Linked DNA regions of Mus musculus: region 1 is linked to region 2. Evidence: chromatin loops called from intact Hi-C (ENCODE). Cell type or tissue: left cerebral cortex. All regions are shown on one strand. Each heading gives the region's core, and the rest is flanking DNA. Links, peaks and the distances in the headings are about the cores only. Region 1 has its middle 76 kb from the start of A2m. Region 2 holds the start of M6pr (mannose-6-phosphate receptor, cation dependent).

Region 1 (16,569 bases), core at 6,655-9,154, 740 kb after region 2:
GATGTCTCCGTCCAGCAGGACCTAGTTATTCCGTGGGTCAAGGAGGACTGAGGCCTGCAAGAGAAGCGGGCAGAGAAAGGGGAGCGAGACCAAGCAAAGAGTTGTCAAGGTCTGTTTAATGAAGGCAAGGAGGCTGATTATAAGCACACAGTGAGAGAAAATTGGGAGGGGTCGAGGGGGCATAATAAAATACAGAGAAAGGGATGGACATCTGGGGCGAATGCTGATTACAGGCTTCTTGTAGCTTATCTTGGAATGTCAGCCCTGAAACAGTCCCAGGCACCAAACGGAGACATGGAGGAGGAGGTGAAGCTGCCTTACTCTAAGCAGTTCTAGGCGCCAAGTGAAGGAGGGAGTGAAGCTGGCAGTCTCAGGCGCCAGGTGGAGGCAATGAAGGAGGGGGTGACATAATTCCCTTCAGAGGGTCAGCCGGATCTTTAGGGTGAGAGTAACTGCGGGACTTAGTTTTCCACAGTGTGGTCTCTCACAAAAGGGGAATATCCAATTCTTCAGTGTTCTGCTTGTTCACAGGCTTGATGGTGGGTGAGGCATGGGGAACTTGTGACCATTGGTCAGTGTTACCACAATCCATTTGGGTCATCTTCTTTGGAGAAGATTATAGGGTTGCAACTAGGAGCTGATTTTTGTCTAACACTGGAAGCCTTTTTTTACTGAATAATTTAAATGCCATACTCAGCAGGTCTCTGAAGAGTTTTTTAAGAGTATTTATTAAATACATCTGAATTTAAATAAACTTTACTTCTTTTTAGTTACTTGTTTTAGGCTTAACCTTGAGAACATGTACAGTTAAATAAATCTAACTGCTGTTAGTAAATTGCACTTGTTCTTAGCCCAACTAGAAGCACAGTTCTGAGCATGTCAAAGACTTTGATCCTGTATAAGGTGACTATTAACCCACATATCCTAATTATAGCCTTAAAAAATTACAATTCTTGAACTGTAGCTATTTTAGTGCCAAAATAAAACTTCAAATCATAAATGTAACCCACAGAGAGACTGTAAATCTTAACTTTTGATCCTTTTATAATGCATAATTACTATCACATTTTCTTGTATGTATGATTCAGCTTATCTTAATAGCTAAAGCTTAACAATGCTAGCAAACACAAGAAAGATATATAGATATAGATAGATAGATAGATAGATAGATAGATAGATAGATAGATAGATAGATATCAGTTTCTGTTAGCCTGAATACACCTTATGTATGGAGAGATATTTCATAATATTTTGCTAACTCATAAGACAGGAATATCTCAGTTTTTGGTCATAGCCATGGTCCCAACTCCTTGGCTTCTTGTCTTCTTCACTATATTTTTAATTTTTAAAATCCCTTTCCATCCTGGTTCACCCTGTTTCTCAAGCCTCTGTTATTCTTTATCTAGAAAAAATACAGCTCTCTCCCATCTTAGTCTTTCCAAAAATAGAATTAGATCTTACCTCATTAATTAAATTAAATTAAACCTCTGCTGGTATTTTAATCAGAAGATCAAGGTAGGGATGTAGTTTGTGCATAGTGACTGTCAGGTTGGCATCAAACTCTGGTCAGAGACAAGCACCCCCAAGCTAGGAGATGACATGGACTGATGTTTTTTGTTTTTGTTTGTTTGTTTGTTTGTTTGTTTGTTTGAAACAGCTGCTTTTCTGAAGCTTTCCTGGTTGGTTTGGCTTCTGGCAGCATTTTATGTCTGCTTTTTAAATGGATTTTTCAGACCCAGTCCTCTGGGTCCTGAGGTGGTGCATTCAATTAGCTCAAGTATGTATCTGGTCATAGCCTTCTATTTAAAGTGAAAACTGAAATTGGCAAAATTACTAGAAGAATTTTTGCATATATCAAACCACTAGCATTTGCAGGCTCAATGAATTTTGAAAACATTCAAGGACGAACATTTTTTTTGAACCCAGGACATTATTCTGAGATAAAGATGACATCCAGAAGACCTGTTATTTATCCATATTTTAAAATGATATAAGATACAATTTCCTAAACACTTGAAACTCAAGAAAAATGAAGACTGAAGTGTGGACACTATGCCCCTCCTTAGAAGTGGGAACAAAACACCCTTGGAAGGAGTTACAGAGACAAAGTTTGGAGCTGAGATGAAAGGATGGACCATGTAGAGACTGCCTTATCCAGGGATCCACCCCATAATCAGCATCCAAACGCTGACACCATTGCATACACTAGCAAGATTTTATCGAAAGGACCCAGATGTAGCTGTCTCTTGTGAGACTATGCCGGGGCCTAGCAAACACAGAAGTGGATGCCCACAGTCAGCTAATGGATGGATCACAGGGCTCCCAATGGAGGAGCTAGAGAAAGTACCCAAGGAGCTAAAGGGATCTGCAACCCTATAGGTGGATCAACATTATGAACTAACCAGTACCCCGGAGCTCTTGACTCTAGCTGCATATGTATCAAAAGATGGCCTAGTCGGCCATCACTGGAAAGAGAGGCCCATTGGACACACAAACTTTATATGCCCCAGAACAGGGGAACGCCAGGGCCAAAAAGGGGGAGTGGGCGGGTAGGGGAGTGGGGGTGGGTGGGTATGGGGGACTTTTGGTATAGCATTGGAAATGTAAATGAGCTAAATACCTAATAAAAAAATGGAAAGAAAAAAAAAAAGAACTATATATTGTTTCAAACTGCATCCTTACGAGGTAAGTAATGGACCATGATAAGGTTTCGCATGTAGCCCCCCACCCCCGGCCTGGATTGAAAAAAATAAAAAAAATAAAAAAAAATAAAATAAAATGAGCAAAGAGTTACTGGATACAGTAAACAAAACCTCATTTGCTTCCTCATTAGGGAATAAAAATTGTTACATCATAGCCTTTTTAGTGTTATGTACCAAAATGTTTCCCCCTCGTCTGTAACTCTTGTACTCAGGACAAGAATCACCACAAAAAAACAAAGAAACAAACAAAAACATTATGATCCAAAATATTTTGGAGACCCACTGTTATCTAAAATCACCCTTTTCTTTTAAACAAGAGTTGAATCCAAGTTGCATATGCCATATCCTGTAGTAAATTAAGATTATAGATTTTCAACCATCAACCCCCATGCCATAAGTTTTAAGTTAATATTTTGTTACAGATTTTACAGAGCTTTAGCCATACTAATAAACCTACAAATCTTGAGGTACAGAAAGTGATGAGACTATTATGTAATAGTCTTTCAAATCATTGGATAAGATTCACACTCTAGCAAGAGTTTTAGAGCTAAATAAAAATCAAAAAGTATGAGATGAATAGCAATAGTCCCCATTGGTAATAGTCTGTCTCTTTCATTTTGTTTTGCTCTCTTTTCTCAGTCACATACTGAGGTGGTCTGCCTGATATAGGATGGAGATTTTGAAGGAAACCTTTAAACAAACATGCATGGGTCTAGAGGATGGGGAACTATAACTCAACTCCAGAGCCAGATTTTTGTTGAAACAGCACAGGATAAAACAACAATTTAATATCACCCATACATAAAAACATTTGGATCCAGTGACCAGCGAAAGGGAACAAAGTAAGTTAAGAACAAAGAAGGTTTAAAGATTAGAATTTAAGATTTAAAAAGAAAAACGGTGCAGCACCACAAATACAAATAACCCAAGCAATACAAAACAGACAGAAAAATTCTACAATTTTATGGCCCAGACAAACCAAAACCAAATGAGGGCCAGCATAACCCAGGCAGTCTCTCTGACTGGGGATTCAGCACTGTATCCTGTTCTTCCATGAGTCTCACAAACGCTTACAACAGGCAGGATCATTACCTATCCCTCCAGAGGGTTTCCAATGTTACTTTTCTTACAATTTAAGCATAGATTGTAAGCATAGAGAACCTGTGCATGGCTCCCTTCTAATTCTGGGCCTGTCTGATTCCTTGACTTCCAGTACTCTGGGAGCCTCCAGGGTCCCAAGGCCAGCCAGAAAGAGAAGGTGGATCTGGCTGAAGGCCCAGATCCCAGATGAACCCCCAAAGTTATGGGTCTAGGGTTATTCAGAGACCCACCAATCTGACTATTCATATGTTTTAACAAAGAAGAGGCTTTTATTTCAGATACTGGCACCAAGTCTACTCCAGGGACTTGAGATTCCAGAATACAACATCCAGCCACCTCTGTCAGGGGTTTATAAAGGCAAAGAACACAAGGTTACAGTCTATCTAAAGAAGTGGTTCTAAACCTTCCTAATGCTGTGACCCTTTATTATATTTTGTTGCTACTTCATAACTGTGAATTTGCTAGTGTTGTGACTCATAATATAAATATCTGACTTGTATGATATCTGATATACAGCCCCTGTGAAAGAGTTGTTCAACTCCCTAAAGAGATGGAGACCCACAGGTTGAGAACCATTAGTCCAGATGGTAGCAGAAGGTCCTCTGACACAAAACATGTATTTTACAAAAGCAGAAAAAGCAGTAAAAAATTAACCCATAACAGCTTTTAACATTTGGTGATCTAAGTTTTCTTTAGACTTCTCTTAAGCACAGAGATTTAAAATTTTTAAACATAAAGTTAGCCATCACAAATTCACTGTAGAACTCAGTGTTCCCAGAGTTCTGCTAGGTCATATTGACTACTTTGTTGTTGTTGTTTTCATTTGGCTTGTGGATTGGGGCTGCCTTGTACCTAATTTCTATCAACAACAGAAAGAAAGTAGTTAATTTCAAATCTGTTTACTTCTCATTGTTGTCCAGGACCCCAGGTCTGTAGTTCATTCTTGCTTTACTTTTCTTTCTCATGTTCTAGCTAGAACATCTTATCTAGTTCTCTAAACCATACTTTTTTACTTATTCACATTACTTTTGCATGTATCTTCATTAATGTCTTAGGGTTTTACTTCTGTGAACAGATACCATGACCAAGGCAACTCTTATAAGGACAACATTTAATTGGGGCTGCCTTACAAGAGGTTCAGTCTATTATCATCAAGGGGGAAGCATGGCAGTATCCAGGCAGACATGGTGCAGGAGAAGCTCAGAGTTCTACATCTTGCTCTGAAGGCAAACAGGAGAAGACTGACGTCCAGGTAGCTAGGAAAGGATCTTAAAGCCCACACCCACAGTGACACACTTCCTGCAACAAGGCCACACCTATTCCAGCAAGCCATACCTCCTAATAGTGCCACTTCCTGGGCCAAGCATATTCAAACCACCAATTTTTTTTTGTTTAAATACACATTAATATAAAAGTTGTGTGTATTATGGAGCATACTGTGGCATTTCAATACATGTACACAGTGATCAGATGAGGACAGCTGATATATTTGTCATCTCATTAAGGTTGTATATAATATGTAGATACAACATAGTTTATTCAATCAATTGTAAATTCCAGAAAGATACTGGGATGATTACAGTATTTTCACTGTAAGATTTCTCCTTAAACTTTATTTTTAAATTATTGTACTGCAGAAATTAGTGGCATAGACACCATAATCCCAGCTACTCATGAGACAGAGGCAGGAAGATCTTGAAATCAGGTCCAGCCTATACAACACAATAAGTTTAGTTCAAAAGAAAACAATTTATATACTCACAAGAGTCCCAAAAATAATATATGGGAATTTTGGATAATTTATCAAGTTTCACTCAGTGGTAAAATTTTATCTATTTATTCATTTACTTTTTATATTTCTTTCTTTTATAAATTAATTTATTCTTCTCTTATACTTTACATCCCAACTGAAGTTTTCCCTCCCTCCATTCCTTCCAGTACCCCCACCCTACACACACACAAACCTCCCCTCTCACCGAGATTCAGTCCTCCTCCATTTCCCTTCAGAAAAGAGTGGGCCTCCCAGTGATATCAACTGAACATGGCATAACAAGAAACAATACAACTGGGCGCAAACCCTTATATCAAGGCTGGATGAGGCAACCCTGTAAAAGATAAAGAAGCCCAAGAACAGGAAAAGGAGTCAGAGATACCCCCACTCCTACCGTTAGGAGTCCCACAAGAACACTAAGCTACACAACCATAACATGTATGTGGAGGACCTAGCTCAGACCCATACTGGCCCCATGATGGCTGCATCAGTCTCTGTGAGCCCCTGTGAGCCCTGCTTAGCTGATTCTGTGGGCTGTGTTCTCATGGTGCCCAGACCCCTCTTGCCGCAGACCCTCTGGGCCCCCATACTTCCTCCTTCCCTTCCACAAGGTTTCCCAAGTTCTGCCTAATATTTGGCTGTGAGTCTCTGCATCTGCTCCGATCAGTTGCTGGATGAAGCCCCTCTGATGATGATCAGGCTAGAGAATACAGAACAAGGGGAGCACTCCTCTTTTGCTGGTGGAAGTGCAAACTTCTACAACCACTGTGACAATATTTTTATCAGAAAAGATGGGAACCTTTCACCCAGAAATCTAGTTAAAGTCTCCACAGGCTAAGGGTGGAGAATTTCAACACAACTAACAAAAACCATGGAATATTTTCTCCATAAAGACAGTATTCCTGTTTTTAAAAAGATGTTACAAATATGAATGCTAAAATAACAGAATCATGTGGAAACCCAAAGCATCTATAGCCTTGGAGTGAACCTTACTCTTTTTCTAATACAAACCTGTAAAGAGTCTCAAAGATAATATTAAGAGCTTTGTTTATAGTCAAATTTCTGCCTCAGTTTCTTTGTGACTTAGTCTAGTGAGGAGTCCTTTGACTTTTGTGATAAATGGCTTTACCTCACCCACCCATAATCCTGTGCAGTGCTCCCCAGGAGCCACCCTGTGCTATCATTTACTGAAAGAAAAGTATTTCTTAGAAGCTCTTTAAACAATATCACTTCAGGGACCATCAAAAATTTGCACATATATACATGCACACACACACACACACACACACACACACACACACACACCACAGACACATATATACCACACACACACCTGTCTAGTGTTAAGACATGTAAGCAGTTCTCTCTTGAAGAGCCAATGCCTATATGCCTATATTTTGAGTGTATACCACTCTCTTTCTAAGCATCTTTCTCTCCCCCTTAACGCTCAAGTTTACATCTGTATTAAAATTGGTTCTCTTTTTTTTCTTTAATGAATTCTAACTCAACTTGAAATCCTCGTCCTTAGTGGCGTGAAGAATTCCAGCTTCACTTGGCAGCTTAATTCCTGTTCCCATTTCCTGATGCTGCTAAGAACACAGCACTGTTAAGCCACAGACGTTCAGCTCCTAGATTTTACACAAACTCATCTGTGAATATGTGGTTGATGAAGTAGAGCTCATGTGTAGAATTGTGCAGCAGCGCCACCAACAGGTTGTAAAATGTTCCTGTCTCTCAGTGAAATTCTGCTGTACCCTTGGAAGCACTATTGACCTTGCTCATCCCTGCTGACAATCACTAATCTTCCCTGTAGTATAGCTTTGTTGCTTTGATGTCATTATATACACGGAAATGTGTGACATGACCTTTTCCACTATGCTGTTATTTTATATTGAACTAAACTTGATTTTTAAAAGACAAAGCTGTACCCAAGCTTTTACACAATTCAAGTCTGAGGATTAAGCAATGACTTTTTAGTATAATTAATCTGCTTGTACTGGGAGTTAAAGAAGTTATAATATTTTGCCCTTGTAAAAAGGGCATAGAATCCAAATCATAACTGGAATTCTCAGTGACTCAGTGCTTTCTCTTACACAATAGGGGTCTGGTCAGTTTTAAGATGGAATCCCTCCATACATGCTGCCCTTGATTCCTTTATCACCATGATTCATCAGCCCATGCAATGAGCCAGCTGGCGGCTGCAGCACTTTCATTCTTTGTCTTTGGATATTTTGATGTGGCCCTTTGAACCCCATTCAGGACCCCAGCTGCTGTTGACAAGCAAGTGGCTACCATCCTTTGAATTTGCTCACTCAGCTGTAGCCAACCACAGAACATCATGACCTAGATCCTTGCTGCTCTAGGCTGGATCATAATAAATGCCTGACTTGTTGAATTGAAGGGATACACTGCCTGTATCAATAGCAACAGTGATGGGCCCCATGGTTGCCCCTGCCATCGTGAATGCCTTTTCCCATTGGGGAATGTCCCAAATCCAGTGCTATTAACCACAGAAAACTTGGGTCTGTCTTCATAAATTTTATCCTTTCCCTTCAGGTGGCTGGAAATCCTCTGAGTTCAGGCCTTTGTTTTCTTTAATATACATGTAATAGTTCCTTGTTACTGTAGCAAATCACCTGACACAACCAACTTAAGGAAAAAATAAGAGTTTATTTAGGCTCACAGTTCCAGGGTACAGTCCATCCAGGTACTGAAGACATTGTAGCAGGAGTGAGAGGCCCCTGGTCACATTGTATCTGCAGTCAGGAAGCAGAGAGCAAATAGGAAGTGAGTGAGGATGTAAAACTTCAGAGCACATCCACAGTGGTGCACTTACTCCACCAGGTCTCCCTTACTCAGGGTTCCATGTCTTCCCAAACAGAACCACCCACTGGGGATCAAACACATGAGCCTATGGATGACATTTCACACCCAAAGCCCAATAATGAAAGGTGTGACGTGTTATTCCACCACTTAATGCCTTCCCCCAAACAACTCATGAGGTCCTACTCTCTCCACAGATCAGTCTGCCAGTTCTGTGGATGCTCTAGGCCAATGCCCCCAGACACCCTAAAAGCCCAACAACCCCACTTCTTGATTCATCACAGTAGTAACGCAGCTTGTCTTCAGTTGTGATCTTGAAGGTCATGTGTCACCCACCTCCGATCTTTAATCAGTGTGAGAGATGGTGGTAAGCAACAGTCAGGGAGGAGGTACCTCAGACCCAAAGGTGAACAGAAAGTAGGGGAGTGTTGAGAGGCCCCAGCAGAAGAAAGTCTAAATGACAGAGCACAGGAGGGAGGTTGCCACAGGGGGGTTGTGAGCAGAAGCTAATTGAGGCATGGAACTTTTCTGAGCCACCATATCTAAGGAGACAGGTAGAGACTGCAAGAACAGACAAGAAGAAATAGTAGAAGGAGTGGCCATGCAGATCGCACAGTAGTGGGCCATTTTATTTAGGTTTTAGAGGGCGCTTTTGTAGTGGCCCAGCAGATTTTGGTAAAACTGAACAATTAGATCCTGTAACCAATACAATGAGTGAGATATTTGAAGGGACTCTCATGTGGCAAGCATGGTTCTGGCAGGTCTTGCTCTTCTCTCTCATTCCCTTTGCCTTACAATAAAAAAATTAAAAAATTAAAAAAAAAAAAAAGATTACATTCCTAAAGGAAGCACCAAGGTCCCTTATTTGCTCACTTCCTCCTCCTGAGGCTGATTACCAAGGTCCGGCTATCAAATTATTGAAGTCCAGCAGTCACAAGTCCCTTTGCTCGCCTAATTAACATGTCTAATCAAAATTCAACACTTCATCCTAACATGGGGATTCCCACTTCATTTTTACAAACTGCCATTTGCCTATGGGCCATGTCTGTCTCCTCTCTATCCAGAGGCAGTTCTTTGTCCTCTGTCTCCTCTCTCCTTTCCTTCGATCCCTTCTCTTTCTCCCTTGTCCTCTGTCTCCTGTGTTTGTCTCTTATTCCCTGCTCTGTTCCTTTGTGCTGAGAACTTGGTGCTGGGGGTTCTGAGCTGATACTTTTCTTACAATAGTCTTACAAGTTACCATTGCTCGTTGTTCATTAAGGGTGATAGTGATGGACCAATGACCCCTGACCTGTGGTTCATTAACAGTTATAGTGATGGACCAATGATCCCTTGCCCTATCAGTCAATAATAGCCAATCCTTACCAAGCTCCTGTTCCATGATTAGGACCTTGTAGGGACACAGGCAGGAATGGGAGTCTCTCTGATTGCAGTGTGATTTCCGGTGAGCTTTTTCCCAGTAAAGGGAACAGGGCAGTGCAGCAGCCATGGAGCAGGCAAGCTCTTTCCCAGTGGCCCAAGTGAGTGGAGAGAATGTCACCCCTTTGTCCGAGTTACCCTGAAGTCACCCCTTTCTTTGCTGAGTTACCCTGCAGTCAGCCCTGGAATAAAGGTGCTGCTAGCATTTGCGGTTTAACCTGACCTCATTTAAATTTTGAGTTTTAAGATCCTTCTGTTATTAAAGACCTTGAAGGTTACTTTTATGTCTGAGCAGTGTGTGGGGGTCTGTCCTCTAATCCTCGAGACTTTTTTCTAATATTTGGTGCTGATTGAAAAGGATAAAGATATAATCTTCCTTTCATCACCGTCCATAGTGAGATTTGCATATTTAGTCTGCATTATTTCTAATAAGCTGGAGAAAAATAAGGCCAGATTTTCCTCAGCACCCTGGGTGTCTCTTTGGTTTTATCATAATTTAGCGACTTAAGAGGCTCCTTTTCCATTCCTGCCAGGAGGCAAGGATCATAAAGCCCTGGGAGATTACCTGAATTGGGGTGATAAAAGATTACCTGAAAAGGGTCAGTTGGTGGGGTTGCCACAACACCAGCTGAGTTATGCTCCTACCCTGAGCATGAAGAGACTCACTGTGTGCCTGAGATGCCCTGAGTATGAAGAGACTCAGTGTGTGCCTGAGATGCCCTCCAGGCTACTCACCGTCTTCGGGAAATAGAGTAAAAGTCATAGTGACACAGGTGATATGCTAGGTGGGGTCAAAGTAGGGAGCACAGAAGTCAGATAGCACCCGGGAGACAGGCAGAGAAAGACAGACAGACGATAAGCAACTTGCCATACTCCTGGCTTCTTCACCCAAGACAAAGACTCACAAGGCTTCTTTTCCCACCTTCTTGCTGCTGACTGGACCAAGCATAGGCTAGGCTGGCCCACCATGAGTCAATCAACCCATTCTCCTTCATACAAGTCGACCAACCCCAAATGGGAGAGGAGCCCACTGCAGGCCACCAAAACCTATAACAAACCCAAGCCCTTAGGTTAACAGGCTCCAGTTTCTTGATTCCCTTCCCACATGAGGATGCCTGTCTCTTTGGGTACAGTATATGTGTGTGCGCACTCCTTTACATTGAATACAACTTGTTTGCTTGTTGTGACTGAAACGTTTCCTGCCCTTTAAGCTTTAATCAGCAGAGAGAATGAACCAGACTCAGGACCTCTAGGCTACATATTTGGGAGTGGAGAATTGTCTGAGATCTCCTTTGAGGGTGACCAAGTCATTGAGGCCCACATAAACTAAGCCACATTGTAATAGGGGGGTGGCTGCTGAGCCGTCCAGGGATTCTCCCTTAATCCCAGAATGGTGAGCTCACCACCACCACCACCACCACCACCACCACCACCACCAAGAGGAGTTTTGTGAAATCCACAGGCTGATAATTGTATTGTTTTCCCTTTTCTCCGACAGGGAGAGTCCCCTTTGGATGATTTTCGCTCTAAAATCTGTGTATCAGAGACCAAGAGAATGTTTCCATATAGCCCTGGCTGAAATACCACACTGGCAACTTCCCGCTGGGACCCTTGGGGTTAATTACTGGCAGCTGGCTCTAGAGAATCTTCTCCCCATATTTATTCCCACTGAGACGCCTTTATCTTGTTAATCAGAGTCTCTAACCCTGGGAGTCCTTCAGCAATTTATCTTATCTGTGTGTCTATCGTTTATCCAAACCAGGATGAAAGGACCTGTTAACAAAGGGGTTAAAACTATCTAAGAATTCTTTAAACAGATTGAGCCATTTGCTGATCTAGACTGTAGTATGCCCCTTAACCATAAACTTGTGACTAGAGACCACATAGCTCCCCCTTCTGGCCGAAACGTGGTATGACTTGAAGCACAATTCTGGGAAAACTGACCATGGGAACTAAGGGAGATGATTCAGAGAGAATATTCTCATATGGTATTGACCCATCTGTACCATTCCCAAGTACAAAAATCAACTCAAAATGGATCAAAGACCTTAATGCAAATTCTGAAACTTTAAAGCTACTAGAAGCAATACAAAGAAAAACACTTCAAGATACAAGTAAGGAAAAAAATGTGTCAAATAAGACTCTCATAGGCCAGAAATGAAAGATGGACACGGTGAAATCGAAAAGCTTTGGCACCATAAAGGAAACAACAAGAAAGGGGAGACAGCTTACAAAATTGGAGGAAATATTTGCTAACTATTCATCTGATGAGGGACTAAATACACAAAGAACTTTTTTTTTAAATCCAATAAGCAGACAAAAAAAAAAGTTCTCAAAGAAAATATAACAGCCATTAAATATCTGAAACAATGTTAGCCATCCTTAAGCCAGGAGGGACACGCAAACTAAAGCTACAATGAGAGTCCATCTTACGCTGGAAACATGGCTACCGCAAAGAAAGCAATGGAGGTTGGGCAAGGATGTGGAGAGTTTGTTGTAGGATTGGAAAATAGTGCAGCCAATATGGAAATCAGTATGGAATCACCTCAAAAGGTTAAAGATAGAAGTACCTTATGATTGACTTGGAGGCATGCACCAAGAGGAATCAATGCCAGCCTCTCACGGAGTCATCTGCGCATGCGTGTTTAATGCAGTATTTTTCATACTAGTCAAGTTATGGACTCAGCTCAGACACCCGTCAACAGATGATGGATGAAGAAAACGATGTCTGTGTACACAACAGGGTACCAATTAGCCACGGAGAAGAAAACAATGTCATCTTCAGGAAAAATAGATGTAACTGGAGATCACCGTGTTCAATGAAATCATCCAGGACCAGAAATACAAATATCACATTAAAAATCATTTAGGAAATCTAGACTTAAAATAATAACTCTTGTAATCGGGAGTGAGTAGTGGGGGGAGACGTTTATTTGGGAAGAAGGGACCAGTGGAAAGGAGCTTAGGAGAGGCTAATGAGGGATAGACATGATCAGAGTATATGACATACATGGATGAGAATGTTTTAACATTCATTTTGTACAATGTATTTATGCTAGTAATAAATAAAGCTAATAACAATTTTAAAAGATGATAAAATACAAAACACAGCTGCTTGGGGGTCACTGTGGCTGCTCAAAGCCGGGGAGCTATACTTCCCCAACTGCTAGGATTCAAGTCAGCGAGCTCCACCTGCTACTTCCCAACATTGTCCAGTGCACCGTGCTGTTGCAAACCAATCCTAGGAAGACAGTTTGAGTGTTGGAGGACACAGGAGGCCTCTTGCCTTTTATCTCAGCAGAAACATTTGTCAATAAGGCCTTTCATCCTAAGGCCAGATGGCTTCCATCCCAGCGCCTGAGGATCTGGAGCTGGCCAAGTGACAGGAGGAGCTCTGGAAGTTTGTCTTCCACACTCAGGAGGGGGTTTCTGAGGCAGGGGAGTGGGAACATGGAACTCAGTTGTCAGTCATTGGTGAGGTCAGGGTGTGCTTTGTCTAAGTTACTCCATATTGTATAAACCAGCAAGTCTCCAGGGTATGTCTTGCCACGGGGAGACTTAGTTTTACAAGCAACACATGATTCCATTTTGAATGCAAACACAGCCAGGATGAAGACTCTCTACCTTGTTGGATACAGAATCACCATTTGGCCATCACTACCTATGAGACATGGGCTCATAATTTAACACCATGACCAAAAGCAAGTTGGAAAGGAAAGAGTTTATGTGGCTTATACTTCCATGTCATTGTTCATCATTGAGGGACGCCAGGGAAGGAACTTGGAGGTGGGAGCTTATGCAAAGACTATGGTGGTGATGGTGGTGGTGGTGGTGGTGGTGGTGGTGGTGGTGGTGGTGGTGGTGGTAGTGTGTGTCTGTGTGTCTGTATGTCTGTGTGTCTGTCTGTCTGTCTGTCTGTCTGTCTCTCTCTCTCTCTCTCTCTCTCTCTCTCTCTGTGTGTGTGTGTGTGTGTGTGTGTGTGTGTGTGTGTGTGTGTGTGTGTGTGTACGCATTCTGCTTACTAGCTTGCTCTCCATGGCTTGCTCACCTTACCTTCTGATAGGACTACCTGCTCAGGAGTGGCCCTACTCACAGTGTGTTAGGCTGTCCCCCAGCAATCACTAAGAAAATGCCCTACAGGCTTGCCTACAGCCCCATCTTATGGAGGCATCTCCTCAGTTGGGGTTCCTTCCTCTCAGATGACTCTAGCCTGTGACATAAGCACCCTTATGCAGACAACATCCAGCTGCCCAGGGCTTTGTTTTGTCTGTCTCCACTGCTGAAGAAGTTCCTCAAATGGCCATTCATTTGTCCACACGTCTGCCATCTAGACCTGCTGTCTGTCCACCCCTCCATCTGTCTGGATCCGGCCCTGCCCTTTGCCTCGATGGCCTCCACATTCTGTACCTCATTTGCATATTGGACTGCATCTGAGGCTTAGCTCAACTCTAACCTGAAATTGACTCAGCAGCAGCACCTCCTGCAGTGTCCATCAGAGAATCCCCACAGAGATTCATTCCCCTTTGAATCTCTACTAGTTTTCTGCTTGCCTCCAGTCCAGCTTCTTTTGAACTCCTCTTTAACCCTTGATAGCTCTCCTATCTCTCCTATAACCTACACACACACACACACACACACACACACCCCACTCGCATACATTTTGTATAATGTGTGACCTGAGAATTAATTGATAATTAAGGTTGGAATAAAATAGCCTGTGTTTTGCTTGGCCAGCTATCAAGGGAAATTGGGACTATTTGGCAAATTAGAGGCCATAAAACTGATGTACTTTATAAAGCTATTGCTATTTAATCTGGCAGTGTGCACACACTGTGGAAAGACATAAGCCTGTCTATGGTTTTGTCAGTGCACTGGATGACATCACCACTCAGCATGCTTCCATGGGTATCTTCAAGTACTCAGGGATAGCATACCATAGAGGGCTCCCAGGTTGCAGATGACTCCAGCCCTCTTTCTATCATCCAGCAAAGCATGTCAGTTGTTGCTTCTTTAACGAAATCTCAATTGTTAGATTTTACCATTGAAGACTCAGGAGCCAGATGTTGAGGTGAAAGCCTGCTAGCTCAGAAAGGCAGAGAAAGCACTCAGCTGACCTTCCTCCTCAGCAACATCCAGAAGCAACTCCCTCCCTTGGGCTGTCTCAAAAAACCTCTTCCAAACCAAATGTCTTCCCTTCTACTTCCTGTGTGTCTCTCTCTATCCATCCTCCTGACTCCCTCTTACTCTTTATGGTCTTTTTCTTAATATTTCCTGTCTTCTGGTTGCTTGTTCTGCCTCTTGATCTCTGGTTGACTTTATTTAATCCTGTTTACAATAAAGAGAAAGCTCTTGCATTAAAAGTGCGTTAAGGCTGAACCACACCACAGCAGTCTTTTTTTTCCCTGTAAATAACACAATCTGAGGGTTCACAGTATGATTAAATATCTTGCAGCATCAGGTAGTAACCAGGTAAGCAGCATTACTGTTGGGATAATACACCCATTCTAATATCTTTTGAAATGTCAGCCTTCGATTTGAACCTTTTATCCCTCTATCCTAGAAGATATGAAGGATTACAAAGTTTCCTCAACTCTTCTCTGTCCCTATCAAGGAACACAAGTGCTTTGACTGTTTTATGATCCAGCCATACCTTGATTTTCCATAAAGTTTAAAGTAAGTGAGATTTTGTATATTCTTCTGATGAAGGTAACTAGGTAACTAGGTAACTAGCTCAGACGCTGAAAGAGAAAATCCCCAGTCCTGATTCCGATCCCATAAACCCTCCAGTGAACTCCACATCCGGCCCCTCTGGCAGCCCCAGGCTTAGGCTTAGGCCCCATACCATGACAAGGATCTAGTGCACACACACTTGTCAGATCCGACGAAGGCTCTGTGCCTGTCACCCTGTGCTTCTTTGTTTGGAGACCCATTGCATGTCTCAAAGTGGTTTGAAGTCCTCCCTCCCAGGAATGCCTCTGCTGTGACTTTGGAAGTGTCCCCAGCTTCAGATCTGGCAGAGACAAAACTTATCATTGATGTTTCTGAAAATGATGATTAAAATTCCTCAGAGTTTGTTGGGGTCAGGAATTTGGGAGCCGTGTGGCTTTGCCAGGCTGTCAGCTTGGTGTGACTGAACCACACTCATCAGAATTCCTTCCCAGAGTGTTTCCTGACAGAGTGGGCTCCTGCAGGCAGGCAAACTGGAGGTGGGGAGGCAACAGAAGCTGGTTTGGAACCCAACTCCCCCCACCCTACTCCCAGTCATTCAGCGAACCCCACCTCTACTCTTCTAAGGCTTGACTACAAAGCTCTGTGCTGGCTTCCTTATAAGTATCTTGTCATTTATAATAAACACATTCTAGGATATTATTCCCCAACACCCATTCTATTCTTTTTTTTCTTGTGTGTGTGTGTCCTTCTTTAACTCTTAAGAGGCCAGCAATGAAGAAAAAGAGAGAGAAAAAGTCACACACACACACACACACACACACACACAAACATGCATTTGGTGGATGGAGCAGAGCCCCAACAGCCACACTTTATTTTTTTTCTCTCTCAGCCTTTTTATACCTTCTTAGACAAAAGTTCTTTATAAAATTAGCTCACAGGTCAAATGTTACACAAAAGGGAGTTACAGAAGGATGTCAATAGTAAGTTCAAAGCAGTGTTTCATTCTATAAGCTCATTATAAGTTCAAAGCAATAGTTTCACATGGCCTTGCCTTATCGTGGTGCACACTTGTGGCCTCATCCTTGA
Region 2 (16,569 bases), core at 5,175-7,674:
CTCTCTGAAATGCTACCAGACATTAACTAGTCAATCCTCTCCAAACCATGTATTAAACTTAACGGTCTCTGTTTCACAAGTAAAAATTACAGGACAAACAGAACAAATGCCACTGACACAGCTAATGGAGTAAGATGGATGGCTCCAGAGTCATCTATCCAGAAGGGAGCCAACCCAGAGCTGCCTTTCTCCTTTTTAAAACAGACCAGGAAGTTGGAAGTTAACTGTAACAAGGAGCCCAGGTTTAAGCTCTCCCCTCCCCTGAGCTCAGCTATTGCTCAACCGGTCACCTCACCTAGAGCTCCTCTGTTAACCTACTCGGTGCCATTTTCTGCAAGTTCTCTCAGGATTTAATTTAAAAAAAGTAACATTCTGGGCTCTGAGGCGCTTGCTCCCCAGGACATATCCTGGAGGGATGCTCTCACAGAATGAATGCTGTGCACTCTGGCCTCCAAGTTATTTCCTCATTTGTTAACTGTTGCTGCTTTCTCTTCCCAAATTAGGGCAAAGAATTTCACAAAATTGGGACAGGATGAAAAAATTAAAACAAGCCACGGTAGGCACTGGATGAGTGGAACTGTTTGTCATTTGCTTAAACGTTCAAAAAGTTAGTAGAAGAATAACTTTACACTTCTCCCAGCTTAAGATTTGAGTCTAATTTTGAGCTGCTTCTCCTTGATTCAGTGTGGTGTATGTTTGAAATGCTATGCCTGCATTGTGTTAGTTACACAGCCTAGAAAAGATGAGGGGTCTGACGCTTAGAGTTGCTCACTGAGTTACTTGTCCTAGGCTACACAAATATTAAATCAACCTGGATGACTTAATGCCATGAAGGCATTTGTGGTCAAACTTCTGATAAATACAGGCCCAAATAGAGAGCAGGATAAAACTGAAAGCTGGGCAGTTCCTATTTAGCATGGTCCAAAGAGATCCCCAGAGTGCAAGCACTTATAACTCTCAGACGCTGTAAAACAGGATCTTAGGCTCTTGAGAATTCCCCTTTCTTATTCTATAGAGACAGATCTAGTGGCAATGCTGAAACATTCTCTATAGGACGCCGAGTGACTAAGTTAGGGGTTGGGAAACTGCTGACCTCATTCAGCCCTGCACGCATTTTTCCACTCATGGCCGTTTTCCATTTTCTAATGGAGGGCTTTATTTTCTTCCTCCTGGTTCATTGCAGCCAACACGTTTAAGATCAGTCTCAACTGGCAGAAAGGCCCAATGTTTAAAGTGCCCCAAGGAGGTAGTTCTGTGCTTCAAAGTCTCCACAGAAACACAAGACACTCTTGTCACTCTTTTCCACACCATGCTAACAGACCTTCCTCGAACTTCTTCCAGGAGTCTGGAAATTCTCGCCTTCTATCTACTCAAAGTCATACCTTACCCCCAAATGACGCCATGACGCCACTTTACTCCCACGATACAGGTCAAAATTCTCTCTACAAGAATCCAGTTAACACTTCACACATGAGCACTTTCCTTTTCCAACCTTCAAAACATCTCAAATCCCTCTCTGATCTTGGAACTCCTCTTCCTCACTCCTAGAAGTCTGGCGTTCTCCGTTCTCATGCCTTTTGCCTCAAGTCCTCCCTAGGGCTCCCTAGCAGGATCTCCAGCCAGAACCACGGCCAAGCGAGAGTCCTGGTCCGCACCTCCTTCAGTACAGAGGTGTGCGAGGACCCCAGCCCGCTTCCTCCACGCCCCCAACACTCACGTGTCACGGGAAAACAGAGCAACCGCGGCTCAGAAGCCCCCAAGAATGTGTCTCTGAGGTTGGAAGACGCGTCCGGAGATCAGGGGTGCGGGGGCGCAGACCCCAGTCCCTCGATTCCTCTCTGAAGCCAGCGCTTCCCTAGGCGCCTCAATGCGCCCCGCTCCAGAAGCCGGAAACAGGAAGCAGCGAGAGCCTGCTGAGCAACTGCTCCTCCCACTAGACTCCGCGGCGTGTGACCGCAGAACCTTGGTTCCCTGGTCTCTCTTTTGGACGCTGATTGGTCAGCAGCCTAGTTCGCTGTTCCCCGGTCCCATCAACTCCAATCACTCGGAGATTGTCAAGATCAGTTTCTTCTTTTCGGGTCGCCTTTCTACCAATGAGGTTCGAGCTCCGCCTCCAGGGACTCTGGGCGGGCGCTCCTCATCCACGCGGGGTCATGCGCCAGGTGTCCCAATAGGTCTGAAGACAGTACGTGAGGGCGATCTGTGGAACTACAAAGAGTGTCGCTCCTTGGGCTTGCTGGGAGTTGTAGTTCCCTCGCCCGAAGCTCTCTGGGAGTTGTAGTTTCTAGGACTCTTCTGCTACCTTGGTGGCCTCTGTGAGGCGCTGTTTAGCCATCAGTCGGCTGGGCTCGCTTCTGGTTTGCAGTTGACTCTGCTACCCAGACAGTGGAATGTTATAGGTCCTGCCTGTCTTGATTTTCTTTGTTCAGAATTTTCTAATTCTTTCGGGACATAACTATTGTTACTGTTACCTGGGCAATGAATTTTCCTATTGTGGCATCTTGCTAGATAAGCATACTGTCAAAGGCATATATCAAAGGCGCCTGCCCTATGTGTGCCGGCCCTCTAGCCTGTACTTCAGTTTGGGGGGACCCGTGTCTTTGTGCCTTTGGTAAGGTCATTTGAAGACTCCTTGGATTTATTATCCACTTCTCAAGCCCTAGTTGTTCTTAGAGCTTGGTTTGAAACAATTGCGGCTTCCTGGATTCGCTCTCCAGGTTACTCATTTCTTCCTCTGAAGTTTCTTTTGGCTTTAGCTGCTCATGCCCCTTTTACTCTCACGTGCTTTTGCATGCACCTCCCTCACTCTGCTTAGATAGGGATTCATGTCAGAGGTAGAACTGTGCTTAAACTGCTAACACCGTAGTGTCCTATACTTTTTAAAAAAGTTAACTTAAAAGTTTTAATACATTTTAATTAAAGTATAATTACTTCCCCTTCTTCTGACTTTTTCCTTCTTCCATTTCTTTCGAAGGCCCCTTCACCCAGCTCTCCCCATGTCCCCCACTCAGACTGATGGTCTCATCTTCTTTAATTGTTATAGTTACAAATATTTGCATAGATACACTACAACCTGCTGAATCTGTTTATGTTTGTATGTACATGATTTCAAGGATGATCACTTTGTATGGCATAGCCTCACTTCTCTGTTAGCATATTGATATCGCCATTGTTTAGATCTTGTTTTTGCCACCATTTCTATGAGACTGTTTCACACCAGACATCCTGGTATTGCAGCTCTTACGGTTTTTCCAGCCCCCCTCTTTTTTTATGTGTCCTGAGTCATAGATGCAGGAGCTGTGATGTAGAGGTAGCCACTGTGGCTAGGCCCCTCACCACCTGCTGATCTCTGCACCGTGTCCTGTCATGGTTTTCTGTGATGGTCTGTAGTGAGAATTTTGGAATTTTGGCTTCTTTAACACAGAAAACAATTTTAAGAACATATTTCCATTTTGATCCCAGGTGTGGGATTTGGGGCTGCTTCAGATTGTCCACAACAGCTGGCTATGATATTTGCCTTGTGCTCTGACAGGGGACGTGGTTTTTGCTAGTCCCTGCTAGAGCACAAGGCAAATATGTTTGATAGTTTCTGTGGTGGTATTTGGAATTCTGAGAACTTTTCAGAGGGTATGTGCAGAGAGGCAGGGGTGGTTGTTGATCATTGGGGGTGGTGGTGGTGGTTACGGTTTGTTAGTAGTTGTGCTCAAAGAAGAAACAAGAAGGGAAATTAGATTTCAGAGATCTCATTCCTTTCCTCTCTCCCCTCTATCCTTTTTTTCCCTCCTATCTATATTAGGATGTTGAAGGAGTGGAAGAGAGGGAGAGAAGGGTGGAGGAAAGAAGAACCCACAAAGTCGCAAAGACCAGCTACAATGGTCTCCATTTGCTGTAAACAAATGCTTATTTGATATATGGTGAAATTACACTTATCTGTGGGCCTAAGGATATGATTTCGAATGCAGTTAGGAATTATGCTGACCTTGCAAATTGGTAGTACATTTTCTTCTAAGATCCTACCAGCCCTGGGAAGTTAGATTTCTAGTACCAGGTATAATTTTCCTCCTGCTGAGTGGGCCTTAAGTCCAACCAGACAGCCGCTGGTTACCACCAACATATGAGGGACATCTACTGTACCTTTATGGATGTCTTGCTATGCTGGCCATTGCGATTTATAGGTACCACAGCTGGGTAGGACTATGAATTGCCCCTTCTCTGGCACCTTGTAGAGTATTTTCTGGTACCTTGGAAGCTATACTGCAGGAATGCGGCTTTCGGGTTAGATCGAGCTCATACAGTCTGAGCCCTGTATCCTAGATGTGCTGTGTCTTCAGCAAGAGGAGCTTACCTTTGACCTCTGAGAGGCAACCGAAGGCAGTAGCCATTGTCTATGTTGCTTTAAGGGTCACTTGGACTGCCCTGACCAACCATTTTAGAGACATCGCATGCTTTCCACTGGGGGTTTTGTTAGTCTGTGGTTCTTGTGGGAAGCGTGTTCAGCTCAAGTGGCATAACTTTCATATACATAGTGTGATATATGTATATATATATATATATATATATATATATTATTTGTGAATGTGTGTGTGCATTGTGTATAATTTTAGGTAAATATTAAATAATAAGATTACATGAGGGTTTATCAGAAAGCCTTGGTGTTATTTGTCCCTCCTCCTTCTGTGCTGCCCTCCTTTCCCTCTGGTCTCATAGCTTGAATCATAGAGTGCATAGCAGCAGTTCGTGTCTGGCAGCGTCTTGACCACAGTGGTTAGGGGTTGTCCACAGTCTGCCCCACATCTCCTGCCAGGATCTCCTTGCCTTCCTCCAGGATGATGTTCTTCTTGTCCTCACTCAGGCAAAAGAGCACCGCCTTCTTGCGTTTCTTCACTTCTGGTGTTGAAGATTTGCGAACTTTCATGTCATTGAACACCTTGAAGACAGTCAGAGCAGAGGCCATGGTTCCGGAAATGAAAGGGAGACAGAAAGAGCCACTGAAGACCTGAGCCCCTGCAGCTGCTGGGATCTGGCTGAACCTGATTTCTGTGTTGTTGCTTGTTTTGTTTTTACTTTTCAAGACACGGTTTCCCGGCCGGGCATGGTGGCGTACGCCTTTAATCCCAGCACTCGGGAGGCAGAGGCAGGTGGATTTCTGAGTTTGAGGCCAGCCTGGTCTACAAAGTGAGTTCCAGGACAGCCAGGGCTATACAGAAAAACCCTGTCTCAAAAACAAAAACAAAAACAAAAACAAACAAAAACCACGGTTTCCCTATGTAGCTTTTGTCGTCTTGGAACTCACTCTGTAGATCCGGCTGGCCTCAAACGCATAGATAATTTCCTGCCTCTGCCTCTCAAGTACTGGGATTAAAGGCATGCATTATAAACAGCCACGCTCCTCCCCTTCTTTCCACTTCTATCTCCTGAAATGTTCCTTGAGGCAGGGCTTGACAAAGATGTCCCACTTGTTACCGGGCATTCAGTCACTTATTCGGTCTTAGCATTTTGAATAGTTACGAGTCTCTGCATTGACCTCTACTACCTGCAACAGGAAGCTTCTTTGACTAAGGCTGGGAACAGCTCAGATCTGTGAATCGAAACATAACTATTTAGAAGGCAGTTTGGCAGCGCTACCATTTAGCAAAACAATATCATCAGATTCTCCCCTGCGGCCTATTCTTTCCCCAGCCTGGGGTTTCGGTACAGACGTCAATATCCTCCTGTAGGAAGTCCTCAGATCCAGTCAAGAGAGCAGCTGTTACACCAGTCAACAGTTTTGTTGCATAATGTGTTCCTTAGATTTGTAACGTTTTCTTCAAATGGAAACATTTCTTCCAGGAGGTACTAGAAGACAGAGGGGGCCTCAGGAGGTAAGCAGAAGGTCACATGACCTAAATAACACAAGCGTGGAAGAGTCACTGGGGCCCATGTCAACAGTGAAGAAGAGAGTAGAGAGTTGCTGGGGTGGAGCCTCTGACTGCCCAAACCAAGGTCAGAAGGAGAGGAATAGGTAGAGAGCTCTGGGCTGTAGTTTTCAGGAGTCATCACCTATGTTGGGGTAGGCTTTCTGGTGACACGGCTGCCTTTGAATCATCCCTACTCCTTGTAAGGGACCCCTCTCCCACATTCCTGCTAGTGACCCTCATTGGTTCACCATATTGGACCTCGGTGCCAGTACTTACATGGGTCTTCCACAGGCTCCCTTTCTGGGGTGAGCCAATGTGTATGTGTGTCGCGACTGCTCAGGAAAAGTCTGCCATGAACCATGAACCCAGTGGCACATCTTGCCTGCTAGATCAGTAAGTAGTTCAGCAAGCAGGGCCCAGAGCTGAGTGAAATCAAAGATCAATTTCCCTCATCAGTCTTGCAGAGCGCCTTCCAGCACTATGAATGCTAGCCAGCAGGGGGCGCCTGCTCAGTTCAAGATCAAGTTCTTGGTATCTTGCTAACTAAATGAGCCGTCTTCTTTCCTAATAGAGACTTACCCATTTAGTTATGGTGAGCATCCAAGAGCAATAATAACCTACATTGTATTAGGTGCCCCTGGAGCCCTACTGACCGATAACTCATATGGAAGCAACTCATGCCTGGCATCAAAATTTTAATTTTAGAACTCATGTTTTCTGAAGGCAGCATTGCCCACCATAGAGGACACATCTGTTCAAACTCCTTTAAATATATGTTTTTAATTAGCTTACCAACTACTGGGGTTTTTTAAGTCTCAGTATACATCCTGAGTTTTGGTCTATCCCTCCCCACCCCTCCTTTCTCTAGCCCCTTGTCTCATCTGTTTTTAAACCCTGCTCCCAGGGTTCCCACCGGCTTCGTTGATTACTTCCAGTTCCACTTCAGAAATTTGGCTTCTAGGCCATTGTCTGAAGGAGCATTGGGCTGCACAGAGGGGATCGTGTTGGTAACAGGATCCTGCGTGAGCAGGTTGGGTGACCAGTCTTCTGTGGGAATGGAAGCAGGGCGGACTCTCCCCAGTCCAGGGTTTCTGTGCCCAGTCCAAGGGCTTTGCATGTTTGAATTTCTGCCTCACAGAACAGACTTCAAGGTCCCTGACGTAGATAAAGGCTGTCCAGCGGCTGGGGAGCTGTGTTGAGAGTGGTCCTTCAACTTCTCGACACTTCACTGTGGCTGTGTTTCGGCGGCCGACACATCCTTCCTGAACTCCACTTCTGCTCTGCCTAGGGGTTTTTGGAAACCAGTACTTTCTTGTTATGCATGTATTTAACTTAACCACTTCGAGGTGGATTTTAATTTTGATGTTTATCGATGTCTGTCAAACTGATAACATTGAACATATTTCAAAGGCTAAATACATTTTTGGTCTCTGCAACTTTCACTTTTACTAATTTAAACACGTGTGGGAAGTGTAAGAAGGAGCACAAAGGAGCTGGATCCCAGCGCTGGAGGAGCTGAGGCAGGAGGATTGCAAATTCAAAGGAGTGCTTGGTCCACACAGTGAGACCCTGTCTCCAAAAAAAGTACTCTATTTGAGTTCTCTTTTTTTCTTGCTCCCTTCCACATTAATTGATTTTTGAACAATTTAATGCTTACTGCCTTCATTACCATTAAACATAACAGAGTGTATTTCCTAAGAACAATACATTTTTTGTAATAATAGTATAATTATCAAAATCAGGAGCTATAAGATGAACTCAGTATTATTATTATCTAGTCTTCAGTGTCATGCATAATATCAACAGTTGTTCCAATAAACATTCCTTTCCATTGCTTCCCAGGCCCCAGCTATAGGAGCCGAGTGAGAGACAGGGTGCAATTGGTTGTCTTATTTGACCTTTGAACTTTGAGAATATTGGTCAGTTACAGACTGTCTCACTTTACCTTTTTTTTTCCCGTAAGGACTTGTTTTCTAGTAAGATGATCAACTACTGAAAGATAAGTGGTTCTTTATATACTGAAATAGTGATTCGACAGTTGTTATGACCTCAGAGGCTGAGGAAACAACTCAAAAATGTAAGGTTAACACTTCCTCACCACAGGTCAGAGACTCAGACTTCTTGGCCAGGGTGTGGTTTCTGCCACAGAAGCATGTAGCATATGGAGGGGCAGAGACATTGCTTCGGAGGGCATAGGATACTGCTAAGAACAAATGGGTGTCTCCTTTGTCCTTTTGATTCTCCCACATCATTTTAGAAAAATATTTTTTTCCCACGTGTATGAATGTTTTGCCTGTATGTGTGTATATGTGCTGTGTTTGTGCCTGGTGCCCAAGGAGGCCAGAGCGGGGCGCTGTATACCCTGGATCCAGAGTTATAGGCAGCTGTAAGCCATAGATGTGGGTGTTGGAAACTGAACCCCCGTCCTCTATAAAAGCAGCAAGAACTCCTAACCATTTAACAGTCTCTCTACCCTGACTGCTCCCTCCCATCCTTAAAGTACAGAGAAACCCTGTCTCAAAAAATCAAAATAAAACAAACAAACAAACAAAAAACCACTATGTGTTTATTTTGTATCTTTTTAAAGACAAGATCTCAGTATGTTTCCCTGGCTGGCCTGGGACTCAAATGAATCTGCCTTCCTCTGCCTCCTGTGTGCTGGAATGAAATGTGTGAGGGCAATCAACCATTGTTAGGAGACTCCAAGATCAGGGGAGGGGGCTTCCTTTCTACGCTGGACTGGACACAAACCACACTCAAACACCTGTCTTCACAGAGAGAGCCTTTATTAAGCAGGGAAGCACAGTTACAGTGGCTGCTTTCTGACTCAGACAGGAAAACAGCAGCAAATGACCTTTCAGTTGAATTTTGTTTTTTTTTTTTTTTTTGTTTTTTGTTTTTTGTTTTTTTGTTTTTTCGAGACAGGGTTTCTCTGTGTAGCGCTGCCTGTCCTGGAACTCACTCTGTAGACCAGGCTAGCCTCAAACTCAGAAATCCACCGGCCTCTGCCTCCCAAGTGCTGGGATTAAAGGCATGCGCCACCACTGCACGGACTCAGTTGAAATTTTTAAGAAGAGAAAAGGGGGAGGGTTGCGTTAGGATGGGCTAGGAAGCAGTGGTATATTTTGTTTGAGCATATTAATTAGGTCAACCAAAGGGGACTTTTGATTGCTGGACTTCAATACTTTGAGAACTAGGCCTTGGTAGTCAGCCTCAGGAGGAGGAACTGGCCAAATAAGAGAATAGACCTTGCTGGCTAGCTTTAGGAATATAATCTAAAGGGTAAGGCAGAGGGAGTGGGGAAGAAAGGCCAGGCTTGCCAGAGCTGTGCTGGCCAGAGTCCCTTCAACCATGTCTGGCCTAGATCTTGTATTTTAAGTCAAGCTGAAATGTCCATCAAGATCCTAATGCATAAGGAATCTTTAGTTAACTATAAACACATTACTCTCTTGCTATGGAAGTAGATCTTAGGCTTTTGTTTTGTTTTGAACAAACGTCAGTTACAGTGCACTTAGCTCTTACCATGACATCCTTTACCAAGCTCAAGTGTTGCAAACTGTTTACAACACTGTAACCATTGTCTAATTGTGTCAAACAGTTGTGGGAGAACAATTTTTGACCTTGCTGACTTAGTTTTGGTTCTGTTGTTGCGATAAAATACCTTATGAAAACCAACTTAGGAGAGAAAGGGTTTAAAGAAAGGTAAAATAAATACAATTCCTGATTCCCGTCCATCATTGCAGTGAGGTCAAGGCAGCAGGAACTGGAAGCAGCCTGTCACACCCCGAGTCAAGATAAAGGATGAAGTGTATGTGTACTTGTGTGTGCTCTGCTCACTCAGCACTCTTACACAGTTTAGGATGGTGAGGGCCCACGGCATGGGGTTGCCCAAAGGGCAGATCTCCCCAACTCTATTAAAGCAATAAAGGTAATTGCACAGACATGCTCACAGGCCAACCCAGTCTAGACTGTCCTGCATTGAGACCATCTTCCCAGGTGATTCTAAACTGTGTCAGACTGACCAAACTTCACATCTTTTCTCATCTAAAGGCAGTTTCCTTTTTCTTTAATCTTCTTGGTCCAAAATACAATTTATATCTGTTTCTAGGGGTCTTTAGTGGGTTGTTTTCTTTACCGATTAAAGAAGTAAAAGGCAGGGGGAAAGTGAAGGGGGATCTCGACCACACAGGAAGAAACAACAGATGAAAAACATTTCTTTTTAAAAGTTAATTAATGTTTATTTTGTGTGCATTGGTGTTTTGCCTGCACATAGCAGAAGGGTGTAGGATCTCCTGGACCTGGCGTTACAGACAGAGGTGAGGTGCCAGGTGCCCTGTGGGTGCTAGGAATTGAACGTGGCTTCTCTGGAAGAGTAGCCAGTGCTTTTAACTGCTGAGCCAACTTTCTCCCCCTACCCCAATACTTTAATTTAAAGTAAAGAAGCTGGGTTGGACAGATGGCTCAGAGATTAAGAATGCTTACTGGCTGGGCTATGGTGACTCGTACTTTGAATCCCAGCACTCAAGAGGCCGAGGCAGGCAGATCTCTGCATCTGAAGGCCAACCTGGTCTACAGAGCTAGTTCCAGGACAGCTAAAGCTACCCAGACAAACACTGTCAACAGAAAAAGAAGAAAGAAAGAAAGAAAGGAAGAAAGAAAGAAAGAAAGAAAGAGAGAGAGAGAAAGACAGGAAGAAAGAAAGAGAGAGAGAAAGGAAGAAAAAAAGAAAGAAGGAAAGAAAGAAAGAAAGAGAGAAAGAAAGAGAGAAAGAAAGGAAGAGAGAAAGAAAGGAAGAGAGAAAGAAAGGAAGAGAGAAAGAAAGGAAGAGAGAAAGAAAGGAAGAGAGAGAAAGACAAGAATGATAAGTTATCTCTGAGGACGAAATGATTGGTGCTGAGACTGAGACAGGAAGAAGTGGAGCCAGGAGCAGGGAAAGTGGGGGTTGTGGGTGAGGGGTGAGGGCAGGTGGTGGGGGATGGGGGAGTGGAAGAGCTCCTTTTCCCTATCTTCTCTCTGCAGACAATTACATGAGCCAGTTCAAGCCAAGTATAATTCAGCACTGGCCAGTTTAGACCGGGAAAGCTGATAAGCCCACAACTTTGAGGGATCAGGTTGAGGTCAGCCCTTGAGTTTATCCAGCTAGTTAGTCTTTCCTGGTTAGCTGGCAGGAGTCCCCTCCTGGCAGAGTGGGGGAAAAATTAGTCTGCTAGGCTGTTATGTCTGGTCAGGAGGCCAGGAAGAAGCCAGAAGTTTGCCAACTTTATTATCTTCCTGTGGCCCATTTCCCCGTCTGTCAAGGCCTGATGTAACTTCTTGTTTCTCCTGTATTTTCCTATTAGATGTTTCTCCATTGTTTTATTGTCCCTCCCCCCCGCCCCCCCAGACAGGGTTTCTCTGTGTAGCTCTGGCTGTCCTGGAACTCACTTTGTAGACCAGGCTGGCCTCGAATTCAGAAATCCACCTGCCTCTGCCTCCCAAGTGCTGGGATTAAAGGCGTGCACCACCACGCCGGCTTTCTTTCTTTCTTTCTTTCTTTCTTTCTTTCTTTCTTTCTTTCTTTCTTTCTTTCTTTCTTTCTTTCTTTCTTTTTTATCAACTAAACAGGGCCTGGAGAGATGGCTCAGTGGTTAAGAGCACTGACTGCTCTTCCAGAGGTCCTGAGTTCAATTTCCAGCAGCCACATGGTGGCTCACGACCATCCGTAATGGAATCTGATGCCCTCCTCCGGTGTGTCTGAAGACATCTACAGTGTACTCACATACATAAAATAAATAAATAAGTCTTTTAAAAACAATCAACTAAACAATTGCATTTTTAATGAATACTCAGGAAATTGCATTGTAGAATTTTGTTGTTATCCCCAAATATAAATTATATTCATAACATAATGAAACACGTTAGGATTATTTCCAAATTCCAAGATGTCCTTGAACAGAAACAGCACCTTAAAATGTTTACGTACACATACATACTAACACACACATGCCTCACACCTTAAAAACCACGTGTATGATACTCTGTAACCTTAAAAGTGGACTTATTATTATTTAAGTTGCTTTTGAGATATAAGATGATATGGACAAGGGACCGGATCACTGGCTGCTCTTCCAACCACGGTTCAAATCCCAGCACCCACATGGCAGCTCACAGCTGTCTGTAACTCCAGTTCCAGGACATCCATCACCCGCATACAGACATATGTGCTGGAAACCCACCAATACGAATACAATAAAAATAAATCATTTTTAAGAAAGATGATATGGACAGGTCTCAATAAGACCCTTACAAACACAGCCGCAGCAGGTAAACAAACAAATAATACATAGCGGGACACTGGTAGAGCACTGGGTGAAGGTTTTGGAATCTTCCACAAGACTTTTGAAAGTAGGTTGTATGGGGCGTTTAGACAAGGCAGAGAAGGGTTGCTACATGGGTGGTCCTACCCTTTATAAGTTTGTGAATTGCTTTTAGCTGAGAGCAGCGGTATAGGTGTATGTGTGTGTGTGTGTGTGTGTGTGTGTGTGTGTGTGTGTGTGTGTGTGTCAGGGGTGGGGTGGGGTGTGGGGTGTGGGATGTGGGCGTGGGAGGCTGGTCTACAGCTCTGGGACTGGAGGAGCAAGGACTTTAGTTGCAGAAAGGAGAGGAAGGGGAGAGAGAAACTGTGTGTTTGAGGGAGAGGGAGGGGGAGGGGGAGGGGGAGAGGGAGGTTGAGGAAGGCCAACGGTGTCACTGAAAGGGTTTTGCAGGTTAAATAAGGTAGCTTGGGACTTTGAGAATTGAATATGTTTTAAATTGAACACTATTAAAATGCAACTGTGTCTGGACAGGCTAGGGTCATAATCTGACTCCCGGAGGTGAGGTGGTGGAGCAGGGTTGCGGTAGGTTACATTAAGACATACTGAGCTGGAGGGGGATTTCTTCATAGATTGATTCATTGAGATTGGACTCAATATATATTCATTGAGATTGGACTCAAATCAGCTGCGAGGGGGATGGGGAAGAATTCATCTTTCTAGAGGAGCTGAGAAGGTAGCTATGTGCTTTTCTTCCTTTGGCCAGGAGGGGAAACTTTAAGTGGAGGCGTGGACCATTTCCCCTTGGGAAACAGGGCTAGAGGGAGGTCTTTGATGCTCGATAGGGGTGGGGTGGGGGTAGGGATGGTGTGGTGAGCTGGCAAGTGGGGCTGCGAGGGGGTAGGGGTGGTGTGCTGACAAGGAGGGGAAGAGCGGGGTTTAGCGGAGCTGGACCAGGAAAAAAAAGAATGGGAAGCCGAGAAACCGGGATGTTTTTTACAGAGAAGCTCCCAGAAGGAGAGGAAGAGGCGTGTTGAGGCAGCCCCTTCGTTAGAGCTAGAGCCGGCACTTTCGGCACTTTCGGTATCTGATCAGCGCTGGGAGACCGGCTGAGGAGGAAAGCTGTCCTCAGCTAGCAGCCTTCGGGCACGCACAAAGAAAAGCTGCAGTTAGGTGTCCTCCGGCTGCCTCTTTTTTTTTTTTTGTTTTTTTTGTTTTTGTTTTTTGTTTTTTTCCTGCTGAGGGACAAGGACTGAGCTCTGGCAAGGAAGAGTGAGCGGAGATAGGATGGAGAAGAATTAGATCTCCATTGTGTTCGTGAAAGGAAGAGACTGTAAGTGGACAGGCCAGCTAGAGGAGCGGATGGACGAGGTTGGGAAAGCCATGTATAGGATACCCCTCCGGATTTGCTTCTGTGCTGGATGAAGCTGTCTGAGTCTGGGGTTGTTTTGAGATACCATTATGAAGTCTGGTGGTCAAGTGGACAGATAGGGGTCGGGTCCAAGAGAAATTAGAGACAAAGGGCTAGCAGAGGTACCCTATTAGCATACCAAAGCATGTGCCAGGCTTCCAGGCTAATGAAATAAATACCTGTGGCTCCTCACAGCTCTGCTCACCCTGTCCCCTATTTCTGGACAGTACCTGCAAGCTTTGCAGTGAAGAGAGAGAGAGAGAGAGAGAGAGAGAGAGAGAGAGAGAGAGAGAGAATATCAGTCCGATTTAAATATCCTGTTGGGCCAGGAATTTTGAGAGTCAAACTATCCGTTCATTTATTTTCTGATAACAGTTAACTCAGCCCAGTGAGTGGTGAGTAGACAAAGCTTAAGATATTAAAGCTCTTTCCAGCGCACACATGGTTTGGTTCATAAGATGGGTTCTTCTTTTTTTTTTTTTTAAACGAAATATGAACATATTTACTAGGATGCTCAATAATGAACATGTTATTACTTTCTTCATGTGAGGGAGAATACATCCGACCCATACTGTGGGAAGAACAGGATAAGGGCTCCCAACACGATCATCAAATGGTTCCACAAGACATCCCCATTTACCAAGGAGAGGATGTTTCCTGCTAGCACTGTCTCTGCTGTAAGTTCCAGCAAACTGCCACGATCTCCACAGAATCCCTTTGAACTGATACTGCCCTAGATAATATCAGGCTACATACATCAAAGATACACAGGACATTAATAAATGGCTCCCGGACATAGGCCCAACATCAAATTTATTCAAATGATGAGGGGTGAGAGAGACTGCTACCCAAAGGAAGTTCCTCAGTGACGGTAACATTTATGGAGATCTTATATCAAAGGCACAAGGGACCAGGGTTACTGTCATCCTACCCTGCGCAGTGGAATAAGCTTGCAGATGAAAGTATACACTGTACCTGGCTTAAGTTTCTCCTGGTTATTCCTGTTGTTAAATGGTGACATTCTGCCTTTCACCTGTCCTAGCTTTCATTTCATTTTTTATGGTAGAAGAGAATGAAGAGATGGTGAAAAAACAACCTTATTAAGACAAAAATAAAAATATAAAACACAGATGTAGCACAATATAATAGTAACTGGCTGAAAATAGTATATGCTAACAGACAATATGATACACAAACAGGGTGGCAATAGACAGGAAAGGGCAGAGGCCACAGCCTACACTAAGAGCCATTCAATAGACTGCTGAATGGACTGGATCTGCTGCTTTAGTGAGAGCCTTCTTTGATGGTAACAGAACAGGCGATGACTGGCCTGGAGATGCCACAGGCCCGTCCTAAAGCCTGCTTGGAGCGCACAAATACGCAGGGAACATTCTTGTCTTCACACAGCAGAGGGAGGTGCGGGATGATCTCCAAGGGCTCAGCGTCTGCTGCCATCACAATGAACTCAGAGATGCCTCTGTTGAGAGTTTTGCTGGCTTCACTGGCTCCTTTCTGAAGCTGCTTGTAGTTACATGACTGTTGAACAAGGTCCAGCAGCTTCTTGGTGAGGTGGGCATCTGTGAGGGGATAGGCCTTTGGATTCACATCAGCCTCTATCATGGCTGCGGTGCGCCGGCCTCGCCGCGACTGACGACAGCCCACCTCAAGACGGACTGAAATTCCAAGCAGGAAAAAGGAGTGGAAATCACTTCCATAAGATGGGTTCTTGTGGACTTAGAAACAATGCCCAAGATAAGGGTCTAAGGAGAATGACTGAGGCAAACATAATGGTGCATGTGGGAGTCAGGATGTGGCCTGACAGTCCACGGGGGGGCGCTTCCTTTCACACAATGGGGAACCCAATGCTTCGCCACCCCCCTCTCCACTTACTCCCTCTTCCTTTAGTGGCCTAGAAGCAATGCTAAAGATTTAGAGGGAAAGGATTTGGGATAAGTAAAACCTAAATTCTGGAAGACAGGGGCAGAGCCTGCCTTATTCGACAACGAAGGATCAAAAGGCTGTAACCCACATCCACTTCCAGCATCCCAGGAGGAAGACAGTTAAACATCATCTCCTTCCTTGAAGGATGCCCGAGTTTAACTTTACTGGGTTCTTCAGAGTTTATCTGTGTGCATAAGCACTTTTTGCCCTCTACACTCGACCCTAAACTCCGATTCATGGGCTTCCCCTCCCCAAGCTTCTTATTCCCATATAACCCTGCTGTTGGTTTTCTTTTCTGTCTGGACTCCATCCCCACAGTTACAGGTATGCTCCGCCCAACAGTTACCTGGCAACAGCCAGGTAGGCCTGGCTTACTATAAAAGGGGCTTCTTGCCCCCTCCTCTTCCTCTCTTACTTCTGCTTCTCTCTCTTGCCTCTTGTCCCCTTGCTCCCCCTTTCTCCCCCCCCCCCTCCAAGTGATCATGGCCGGCTTCTACTTCTCTACTCTCTCCTTCTCTCTGCCCCTTTCTGTCTCTACTATACTCTTAACTCCCCTCCCCATGCCCTAAATAAATTCTAATTCATGTGTGACTGGGGGAAGGGATGCCTTGGCATGGGCATGCCGAAATACCCCCTTCCCCCACACCCCCATAGAACATATTTTTTTTTGAGTTTTTTAAAAAATTAGATATTTTTTTATTTACATTTTAAATGTTATCCCCTTTCCTGGTTTCCCCTCCGAAAATCCCCTATCTCCTGGCCCCTCCCCCAGCTCACCAACTCACCCACTTCTGCTTCCTGGCCCTGGCATTCCCCTACACTGGGGCATAGAGCCTTCACAGGACCAAAAGCCTTTTCTCCCATTGATGACTGACTAGGCTATTGAACATATTCTTATATCTTTATCTTTCTATAATCACAACACCTATCATTTTGGCAGTGCACCTCCTTGACTCTTTTGGTCTGCTTGCCCTCGCCTCTCTTGCCCTTCTCTCTTGGTTCTCTTTGGCCCCCTCTCTCTTGGCCC

Evidence for each region. A loop is a pair of places that touch in the nucleus more often than their neighbours do. Peaks named below come from ENCODE experiments on the same cell type or tissue, not always from the same donor. Only the 100,000 strongest peaks of a DNase experiment are listed, where the experiment ranks them.
Region 1: a loop joins it to region 2, with 11 times the contacts of the local background. A loop is called at or near these places in 19 of 42 quality-filtered maps.

The regions. Positions count from the first base shown.
Region 1 is chr6:121,551,807-121,568,375 of GRCm38, reverse strand. No RefSeq gene overlaps it. Among named protein-coding and RNA genes, the nearest start is that of A2m, 76 kb to the left of the region's middle. In left cerebral cortex, for the core only: a CTCF peak has its summit at 7,281; DNase peaks (open chromatin) are centred at 7,266 and 7,840.
Region 2 is chr6:122,294,315-122,310,883 of GRCm38, reverse strand. It overlaps M6pr (mannose-6-phosphate receptor, cation dependent), which reads right to left and starts at 2,164. Exons shown (of 7, transcript NM_010749.7): 1 at 1,718-2,164. It also overlaps the pseudogene Gm6637. In left cerebral cortex, for the core only: CTCF peaks have their summits at 6,175 and 6,388 (motif pointing right); a DNase peak (open chromatin) is centred at 6,396.